Regions from separate parts of the Homo sapiens genome. Here all the other regions are linked to region 3. Evidence: chromatin contacts called from ENCODE Hi-C or POLR2A ChIA-PET data. All regions are on one chromosome and are shown on one strand. The core of a region is the stretch at or near the end of the contact, and the rest is flanking DNA. Distances in the headings are between cores, read along the strand shown. Region 1 overlaps SCML4 (Scm polycomb group protein like 4). Region 2 has its middle 31 kb from the start of LINC00222. Region 3 holds the start of SNX3 (sorting nexin 3).

Region 1 (3,278 bases), core at 769-3,268, 540 kb before region 3:
CTCACTCCCCTGTTCAGAAATGTCTGGTTTACAGTTACTACAGAGCAAAGCCCCATCTGCTTGAAATGGATCCCAAACCTCCCAGCATGGTTTCCCTGGTGTCCCTGCACAAACCCTTTATTTTTTTTTTTTTTTGAGATGAAGTCCCGCTTTGTCATCCAGGCTGCAGTGCAGTGGCATGATCTCGGCTCAGTGCAACCTCCACCTCCCAGGTTCAAGCGATTCTCGAGCCTCAGCCTCCCGAGTAGCTGGGATTACAGGCATGTGCCGCCACACCCAGCTAATTTTTGTATTTTTAGTAGGGACGGGGTTTCACCATATTGACTGGGCTGGTCTTGAACTCCTGACCTCAGATGATCCGCCCACCTCTGCCTCTCAAAGTGCTGGGATTACAGGTGTGAGCCACTGCGTCTGGCCCCTACACAAACTCTTTAATTAATCAGCTCTTGCCATGCTTTTGTCCGCTTCACCTCCTCACATACAATGCTGTTCTCATTCTTCTTTTTCTAGCTAAATTGTCTCCATCCCTCACCCAATGCCAGGCCCTATCAAATAAAAATCCAACCACAGGAGGCATTTGGGTTGTAATAGCAATATCAGATTGACTTCGTTTCTTGATTCTGAATCTTGGACCTAGTTGTGGTTGGGAATTCTACAGTGTGTCTTGTTAAATGCCCAAGTCAGGAAGCTTTTGTTATCCAAAACCTCTTTATAGCTCTTGGTGATTATATCTTGGATGAGAGACAAGGAAGAGCTCTCAAACTTTCACCAGAGCATCAGCAGACACCAGGAAAATGTGCCCTGTGAACACATCCCCTTGGAGCCCACTGGCAGCGGAGACAGACGTGATATATCACAACTGCAGGAAGCTAAAGGTAAGTACCGCCAGAGAGAGAAGGCTGAGGAGTTTGTCAAGTCATCAATACCCACCCTTCTGCCTGCAGCCTCATGCAGTTTTCTGGCTTTTGTGGTTTTAAACCATTTTGATTAGTACCATGGGGAAAATGCCATTTCTAAGTCTCTTCCATGGTTTATGACTTGGGTCAAACTCCCTTAAAGAGGTATGGTTTTTTTGATGATAACTGCTTTTTACTTGGGATGGAACTTCAGAGCAATATTGAACAGTCATTTGGGTGGGAGGGTGGGGTGTGGGGGGACCCACAGCAGGCACTAGGCTGACAGCTAGGTGAGAAATGGGTGAGGACGCTGGCGGTTTCTCTCCCACTTTAACATCCTGCCACTCAAGTCAGCATGGTTTTTATCTCCATGGTTTCCAAACATTTTTAGTTGTGCAAATTTTGTTTAAGCAAAGCACATATAGAACCCCACTCTGCAAATGTGAAAAGGCCCTGCTTAAAGAGAGGGAGGGCACCTGGAGTCCTGTCTGCTCTTGTTCCATCTTCTCCATCTCTTAGAACCTTGAAAGCCATCAGGCATGATTTGAAAACCCCTGGGGTTGTTTTGAAAGACAGGCTTTGGAGCCCACTGAAGTCAGATCCTGGCTTAACACTTGATTTACCTTCTCTTGAACCTCTTTTTCTTTATCTTTAAATCAAATATACCAATACCTTTTTATAAATATTAAATCCTAAACATATAACTTATAATAAGTCGGAAACTGTCTGGCCCCCTTGAGTGTAGGTGTTCAATAAATAACAGTCTGATACAGGCCTCAAGCCCCCCTTTGCCAGGGCTGTGGGGGGTTCAAATATGAATAAGAGGCTTCACAAAGCTGAGGGTCTGTTCCTTTCTCTAGGATAGAGTAAGAACTATAGATGAGGAAACAAAGTGCCATGGGAGGAAAAAGGAGGGAGTGAGCATTTCTGATCAGACTTCCCATTGCCTACTCAGCGTTACTTTGCACTTCTTCCTCTGTAATAGCAGCCCTAACTTCCATCTGGAATCATGGTTGCTAGGAATGAAAACCACATTTCCCAGCATCCCTTGCAGCAAGTGGCCATGTGACTACATTTTGGTCAATGAAATGTAAGCAGAAACGGAAACCTCTTTCAGAGACACTGGTGCTATCCTTCCTTCCGTCTTCTCCCCACCCACTTCCTCTGTCTCACTGCTGAGAATGTGCATGGCTGACTGGCTGTTTCTGGTACCTGCGGTTTTATTTAGCACCCTGAGGAAGGCACTGGTTAAAAGGAATCTTTCGGCTGGGCGGGGTGGCTCACGCCTGTGGTCCCAGCACTTTGGGAGGCCGAGGCAGGCAGATCACGAGGTCAGGAGATCGAGACCATCCTGGCTAACACTGTGAAACCCCGTCTCTACTAAAAATACAAAAAAAAAAAAAAAAAAAAAAAAAAAAAAGCCAGGTGTGGTGGCAGGCACCTGTAGTCCCAGCTACTCAGGAGGCTGAGGCAGGAGAATGGCATGAACCCAAGAGGCAGAGCTTGCAGCCTGGGTGACAGAGCGAGACTCTGTCTCAAAAAAAAAAAAAAAAAGGAATCTTCGGAGAATTAAAGTGTTAACAGACCTACAAAGGATGAATAATTTCATTTTTCTTCAGTGTATCACAAAGGCTCAACAGTGAACTTCAACTGATACATCACATAGCAGCTTTTCTCCAAAGAGGTTAGGTGGCTTTGCGATTTTAAACATCCCACAGTCCCGTGGTGGGGGTCCTGCTGATTATGGACAACTGGATTTCAGGGTCTCAGGCAAAGTTCTCTCTAATATTTATTTTTATTTATTTATTTTTTGAGACAGAGTCTAGCTTTGTTGCCCAGGCTGGAGTGCAGTGGCGCAATCTCTGCTCACTGCAACCTCCACCTCCCGGGTTCAAGCGATTCTCTTGCCTCAGCCTCTCAAGTAGCTGGTATTACAGGCGTGCATCACGACACCCAGCTAATCTTTGTATTTTTAGTAGAGACGGGGTTTCACCATGTTGGTCAGGCTGGTCTCAAACTCCTGACCTCAAGTGATCCACCCGCCTTGGCCTCCCAAAGTGGTGGGATTGCAGGCATGAACCATCGTGCCTGGCTGGTTCTAATACTTCTAAGTTATTAAAAAGACAGCCAGGATTCAGGGTTCAGGTATTGATGTTCTTGGGATGAAAGGCAGCAGGCACAGGTGGACTCCGTGTCTCTGATCTCATCCCAGATCCTGACAGGCAGAAGGGCCTGAGCTAGGGGGCCTCTCCTGGGGTGCAACCAGGCTCCAGCAGAGAGGCTTTCTCAGAGCTGGAGGCTGAGGAAGGGTCTGGGCTGCCCCTCGGCCAGTCGTCTGGCAAGATTACTCAGACTGTCAGGGCCTGATTCCAGGATGATATG
Region 2 (3,039 bases), core at 157-2,656, 520 kb after region 3:
GGAAAGCCTCTTCCAGCACAGACAAGGCAGCCCTTTCTTTAGTGGGTGTCCTTTTCAGAACCAGGTGTTGCTAAGATTTAAAAGGTATTCTGTTTGCTAATTCAACTGAAATACACACAATCCGCCCCCAGTGCTGGGTTCAACATCTTTTTGCCAAGGCGGTTTTTACAAATGCTGATGAACCACTCCATGTGGCTTCCTAGGCAAGCACATTCCTCAAGCATTTTGACACCGGCTAATGATTTAAAGTCCCTTTGGCTCCATAAACAGTGGAGGCCGGCCCAAAGTGTTGGCTGATTAGAAACCCACTGGGCAGGCTCGCCCAAAAGGGCCTGGGGCTGGGTGAGCGCTCTACCTGGCTTCCCTCCTTGGGTGAGGAGGAGTGGGGTGGAAGGAAGGTGAGAAGGTGGTGCCCCTTTTCTGGATCTCTTGGTTTCCCTTTGACTCTCCATCTAGTATTCTCTGCATACACACACACTCGCACACACACACGCGCACACACATGCACACTCATATGCACACGCACACTCGTCTCTGCCTATGACTGTTCGATATCTTGTTGAATAGGCTCTGTGAAGGGCTGGGGGAGGGGCACATGTTGGAGAGAATGCCTACTTTTACTTCACTCGCAAAGATTCATCCCAAATTCTGTGGGGGTGTGTTGGCAAGGAGGGGAGGCAAGACTAAACAGAGGGGATAAAAACTTGCATCCGCATGATTGCTTTTTAAAAATATGACAACTTGTGAAAGCTTTATTTTCTGTTTATAGTGAAAGGCATTTCTTCTTGCCATTTACAGAGCAATTCTGCAAGAGAGCTTCAGCAAAATTCCAAAACAATCGCATCGAGAGTCGGCACAACGCAGGTCTCCCGACTTTGACTGGTTCCAGACGAAGTTTCTTTTGTCGTTTGCTAGCCTCCAGGGATGCAATCTCTACACTCTCTGTGGGATGGAGGGGGAAGGTGAGTGGAGGGAACATTAAATATTAGGAAACCCGAAGAAAAAGCAAAAGCAACTGCTTTCTCAGGCTGCCCTTCGGAGGTTCGTAGTCCGGGAACGATGAAGGGAGACTGCCACCTATGGGCCAGGTTCCAGGGACGCCCGCACGTGGCGTTCTGCGGGACAGACGCAGTCTTAAGGTAGAAGGGAAGGCGTCTTCATGGGACAGTGAGTCACCGCACACTCTGCTTGCAGGCAGAAGCACTCTTAACTCATTCAGGACAGATGAGCATTTTCCCAATTTAAAGGACACTTTTTTTTTTTTTTAAACAAGAGTGTGATCTTGTAAGCCAAGTTTTGTAATACAAACAAAATAATGGAACTGACACCCCAGGACCCACCATTTAAATTAAACAGATGTTCAGTTCAGTTTGGCTGCTAGGTTCCACAGTGGGATCCACTCCAGCACTATACCTGAAATTGTGTGGCTGCTTAACAAAAATGAATCAGCATAATGAATCAGAGATAAACATCCTCTTGCCGTGCCGTCCCAGTAGAAAAGCAACAGGATAAATAACAATTGGGCAAATATCAAACCCATTCCAGCAGATGCCTGTGGGTGGGGGCAAGGGAAATGAAAGTGGAATCAGACACAAAGGGGAATATAAAAGGAAGCACAGTTGTAAAACTAGAGAGGGACCTCACATACAGTCACGGTAATGGGATAAGAACTGAGGAGTATAATTCAATCACCTCTGCTCCCAACGTGAAAAAGAAAAGTTATATGCTTTGAGCTTGGCAAGTGGGAGACGGCTACTGTGTTATAATGGTTCCAATGGTATCATACAGTTGTCCTTTGATATTTGAGATCTATGTGTTCGTGAATAGCAAATCCTATTATTCCCATTGTCTTCCATTATAAAATCAGATCTGCCACACAACACCTATACGATACTGGATTTAGAGTAACCAAGCAGTCCCGACTCCTGTTGCAGAGAAGGGAGTGGTGTAGGTATTTGTGTGTGCATTTTTTTGTCTGAGTGTGTGTACATGTGCATGTATATGAAAGCATGTGTGTATGTATGAGTGTTTAAAAAAGGAGCTCAGGAAGGATTATGGTTCTGTCACTCCAAACCAAAGGAGATTTAAGGTCCTCTGCCCAGCATTGTAGCACCTAGAGAAAAGCTAACCCTGTCCAGGGAGGCATCTCCCCTGAATAGGCACATGTACTGAATAGGCACACTGCCTTCCAGACCCATCAGAAAGGCAGAGTTGGGCTGTAGAGTCTTCAACAGAAATCAGCAAGTAAAACTTGGGATGCTAGAATGGTACTGTACTTTCAGCAAGTGGCAAAGGAAACACAGGAAAGAATCCAACAGAAGCAGGATGGGGATTTTCTGGGCAGACTAGTAGGCTGGGTGAGGGAGAATAACCCAGTGTTGCACTCTATGTATAATCCACATTTTGTTTGCCCATTTTGCTCCTGAAGGACCTGTAGGAGACAGGAGCTAGGCCAGAACTGTTCTCTTAGCCCCACCAACTAAGGGTTAGTAGCATCAGTTCCTAAGTGAAGAAGAACTGGCAACCGATACCAGAATCCATCGAATGTCCTTTAGGGTTCTTTATACATAAAAACATAAATAGTGCCAAATTCTCATTAGTAGCTCAGTTGCTCTTTAAAAAAACACTCCTTTTATCTTTTATGAAGTGTAAGTTCAAGAGTCTTTCTAGATGTTGTAATATTCGGACACCTGGTTTAGGAGGCCTCTCTCTCCCCCCTTCATATATGTGAACCATAACCAGGAAGATCTGAGTATCTTTAACGTATATTAGTAAATTATATATACTATCGTTTCATGTACTTTACATTTTATGTAAATTATATTGTATAAATATTTATGTTGCATCTTTCTAGTTTATCATTACACATTTTAGATGTATCCATGTAGGTGATAAGGATCTAGTTCACTCATTTTAATGGCTGTGCAGCATTGCATTGCATGAATAATCCACATTTGATTTGCCCATTTTGCTCCTGAAGGTCAGGTAGCTTGTTTCCACTTTTAAGCTATTACCCAGAGTGCTGAAAGAATGTGCTTT
Region 3 (3,318 bases), core at 501-3,000:
ATGGCCCGATCTAGGCTCACGGCAACCTCTGCCTCCCCAGTTCAAGAGATTCTCCGGCCTCAGCCTCCCGAGTAGCTGGGATTACAGGCATGCGCCACCACACCCGGCTAATTTTGTATTTCTAGTAGAGATGGGGTTTCTCCATGCTGGTCAGGCTGGTGTCGAACTCCTGACCTCGGTGATCCGCCCAGCTCGGCCTCCCAAAGTGCTGGGATTACAGGCATGAGCCACCGCGCCCGGCCTATGATCCACATTTTACACATCCATAAGAAGACAACAGTGGCTTGAAACATTAAACTATTCGTTTCATATCTTAAAGTTTGATTAACTTTTTAAAATCAATGCTAACTACGTAAGAATCATTTTTTAAAAATACTTAAGTTTCACAACAATGTGAATATACTACTGAGCTGTATGTACACTTAAAAATGGTTAGGATGGTAAATTTGATTTTTGTGTTTTTCACGACACAAAGTGTGTAAGTTAATGAGAATTTTTTCACTTAAATGTTAATAGTAGCTTGTCATATAAATTTTGATTAAAGGAAAAATCGCTTTACACTTAACTTTTAATAATTTGCTGTCATCTTTAAATTAATGTAATTAATTTTTAAAGATGCTTCCATACATGGGCAAATTCTTTAATCCTGAATTATAGAGTGAAAGTGAAGCACTATTTTCAATTAACATCTTTCAAATCATCTAAATTATTGCCAACAAATACTAGTTATGAAATTAGGTATATTTTATTTCTGTTGATTTCTTTATTCAATTAAGTGCAAATCTCGAATTAAGAGAGCAAGATCCCTAGTCTTTTCTTAAAGCAACTGTAGTTCTGGATTATGAGGTAGGTGACACCACACCTCAGCCTTTGGCAGGGCGGTGGCCCAAAATGCTGAAGTCAACCATGTCCAATCACCCTTCTGGTCTGGCTCAGCCCTATCAAAAATTGTCAGGCTTCTGTGAACTTTCATTAAGTCCCGTTCAGAAGACTGCACAACCCAGGTTACTTTAGCAGCTCGGGAAGGGCCTGGAGCAGCCGGGTTGGCTTGCTACCTCTGGGAAGTCTCCAGGAAGAGAAAACTGGGAAAAGGCTTTAACTTTGCGCAAGCCCCTTTTCTCTGTCAACATCTCTTTCCCTTCCCAGCGAAGGGATGTGTTCTCGAAAGATCTACCCCTTTCCAACTCAAATGTCATTCCCTGATCAGCTGCTGGAGGGGCAAGCGGCGCTCAACCCACGCCCTCCTCTTCGAGCACCTTCTCCAAGTGCCAGCGCGCCGGGCTCGCTCTGCAGCCCCCCACACCAGCCCTACAGGAAGAGGGGCCCTGGCTCACGACCCCGGCCCGCCTCTGCAAGGGGGCTCCCGGCCTGGGAGGCTGTGGCTGCCCGCGGGGGTCCACTCCCGGGTCGAGTGGGGGTGACCAGAGCCAGCGGGAGGGGTTTCTTGGGAGAGGGGAGAGACGGCCTCACCTTGACCCTGATTTCGTAAGTGGTGAAGCGGCCCCGGCCGACCCCCACCGTTTGCGGGTTGCTCACATCGATCTCGAGGAAGTTGCTGGGGGGTCCGTAGGCGTCATTCAGGTTCTGCGGCTTGGTGATCAGCCGCCGGGTGTCAGCCACGGTCTCCGCCATTTCGCTGTAGCTGCTGCCGCCGCCGCGGGCTCCCTCCGCCCCCTCCGCGTTCAGCCGCCGCCGCCGCCGCTGCTGCCCGCCGTGGGGACACGGGGCTCGCGCGCAGCGGTCGCGAAGAGAACGAGCACGTAGAGCGGGCGTTCACCCCGCACGCGAAGCTCCTCCCCGCGCCCCTCAAGCTTCCGCCTCCGAGCCCAGGGGAGAAACGGCTCACTAGCTGGAACGCCACGCCCGGCTCCCGGGAGGCCCGGCCGAGGCTGGGGAGGGGCACTGCGGACTGGGGTGTGAGGAGAAGCGGTGTCATGGGACTCGGGGTCGCAAACAGGTTCCGGCCGGACTACAGCGCCCACAATGCACCGCGAGCGCGCCGCCGCGGGGCTGCGGCCGAGGAGGCGAGGACCCAGACGCCCAGAGCTGGCGCTTCCTGTCTCTCTGCGCCAGCCTCGGCCTGCGGCGGGGTAGAGCGCCGGAAACGGCTTTAGCGGCTTTGGGAATTGCGGGCGAAAGTTAAACGGAGAGATCTTAGAGATTTGCCCGCAAATCGAAACAAAACTGCCCCTACTAACTCTGTGCCAACCTGTGCACCGTCTCACTGTGAACCCCTGAAAATGCCTTTCTGGAGAAGGTTAAGCAAATGCCTGAGATGATTTTGCCATAAACCCGAGCGTTGCACCAGACACGCGTCTGGATTGATAGGTTGAAACCAGTAAAGTGGGGGAGTGAAATAAAAACTAAAGCCCTAGTTAAATCCTAGCATTATGGTCAAATCGATTTTGGAGACAGGTCGGTCCGCTAAAACAAAGTAACAGTAGACCGGCTGCAAGCTGCTTTGGGTGTCCACTTTCGTTTCTCACGAAGTCCTGATAAGTTTTTTTTTTTTTTGAAAAGTATTAAACGTACCTCTACAGGACTGGAAATGCAACTCACATGAGCCTTTTTAAGAAACGGGGAGGAAGGCCGGGCACGGTGGCTTATGCCTGTAATCCCAGCACTTTGGGAGGCCGAGGCGGGCGGATCACGAGGTCAGGAGTTCGATACTAGCCTTGCCCACATGGTGAAACCCCATCTCTACTTAAAAATGCAAAATTAGCTGGGCGTGGTGGTGCGCGCCTGTAATCCCAGCTACTCTGGAGGCTGAGGCAGGAGAATCGCTTGAACCCGGGAGGCAGAGGTTGCAGTGAGCTGAGATCTGCCATTGCACTCCAGCCTGGGTAATAGAGTGAGACTTTGTCTCAAAAAAAAGAAAGAAAGAAACGGGGAGAAAACCCAATTAATTAGGTCCTAGTTCATCTCTTATGGTCCAATGGGAAATGCAGATTTTAAATGTTGAGATACGATACATTTCTATCTCTGCCCAGAGAGTTATCCCTCACAACTATTTCTGCATTTTTTAATATGTCAAGTTTAACACTATAATTACTTTAAATAACCTGATCTTCCCCGCCCCCCTTTTCTTTAGATTTTAAATTATTAGTAATTATTTGTGGAGACGGGATCTCACTGTGATTCCCAGGCTGGTCTCCAACTCCCAGCATCAAAGTGATCCTCCCGCCGTGGCCTCCCATATGTGCTGAGATGACAGGTATGAACCACCGTGCTTGGACTGATCTGTCCCTTGAACTGCAAATTTCTTTTCTTTCTTGCTTTTTTTTTTTTTTTTTTTTTTTTTTTTTTTTTGAGACGGAG

The links. A loop is a pair of places that touch in the nucleus more often than their neighbours do. ChIA-PET counts read pairs that join two places held with the same protein, here RNA polymerase II (POLR2A). Pooled maps may share reads with other maps.
Region 1: a map of CD8-positive, alpha-beta T cell shows a loop between it and region 3 (2.3-fold over the local background). The contact joins the enhancer-like site here to the promoter of SNX3 in region 3. A Hi-C loop is called at or near these places in 1 of 168 maps with a recorded cell type or tissue (CD8-positive, alpha-beta T cell) and 6 of 50 pooled maps. POLR2A ChIA-PET finds 5 or more read pairs at or near these places in 2 of 52 experiments (CD8-positive, alpha-beta memory T cell and WTC11).
Region 2: a pooled map shows a loop between it and region 3 (3-fold over the local background). The contact joins the enhancer-like site here to the promoter of SNX3 in region 3. A Hi-C loop is called at or near these places in 5 of 50 pooled maps. POLR2A ChIA-PET finds 5 or more read pairs at or near these places in 3 of 52 experiments (CD4-positive, alpha-beta T cell, WTC11 and naive thymus-derived CD4-positive, alpha-beta T cell).

Annotation. Positions count from the first base shown.
Region 1 is chr6:107,714,858-107,718,135 of GRCh38, forward strand. The region is part of intron 6 of SCML4 (Scm polycomb group protein like 4); the gene reads right to left. Among named protein-coding and RNA genes, the nearest start is that of SCML4, 110 kb to the right of the region's middle. RefSeq lists a silencer at 1,919-2,068. Within about 2 kb of position 2,019, at least 6 of the 41 ENCODE cell types and tissues checked have a DNase peak (open chromatin) inside an H3K27ac peak, as active enhancers do; they include CD8-positive, alpha-beta T cell, where a contact is called at or near this core.
Region 2 is chr6:108,781,390-108,784,428 of GRCh38, forward strand. No RefSeq gene overlaps it. Among named protein-coding and RNA genes, the nearest start is that of LINC00222, 31 kb to the left of the region's middle. RefSeq lists an enhancer at 977-1,026. Within about 2 kb of position 1,407, at least 22 of the 41 ENCODE cell types and tissues checked have a DNase peak (open chromatin) inside an H3K27ac peak, as active enhancers do.
Region 3 is chr6:108,259,290-108,262,607 of GRCh38, forward strand. SNX3 (sorting nexin 3) reads right to left here and starts at 1,751. Exons shown (of 4, transcript NM_003795.6): 1 at 1,471-1,751. The coding sequence starts at 1,632. RefSeq lists silencers at 1,329-1,438, 1,549-1,808 and an enhancer at 1,936-2,771.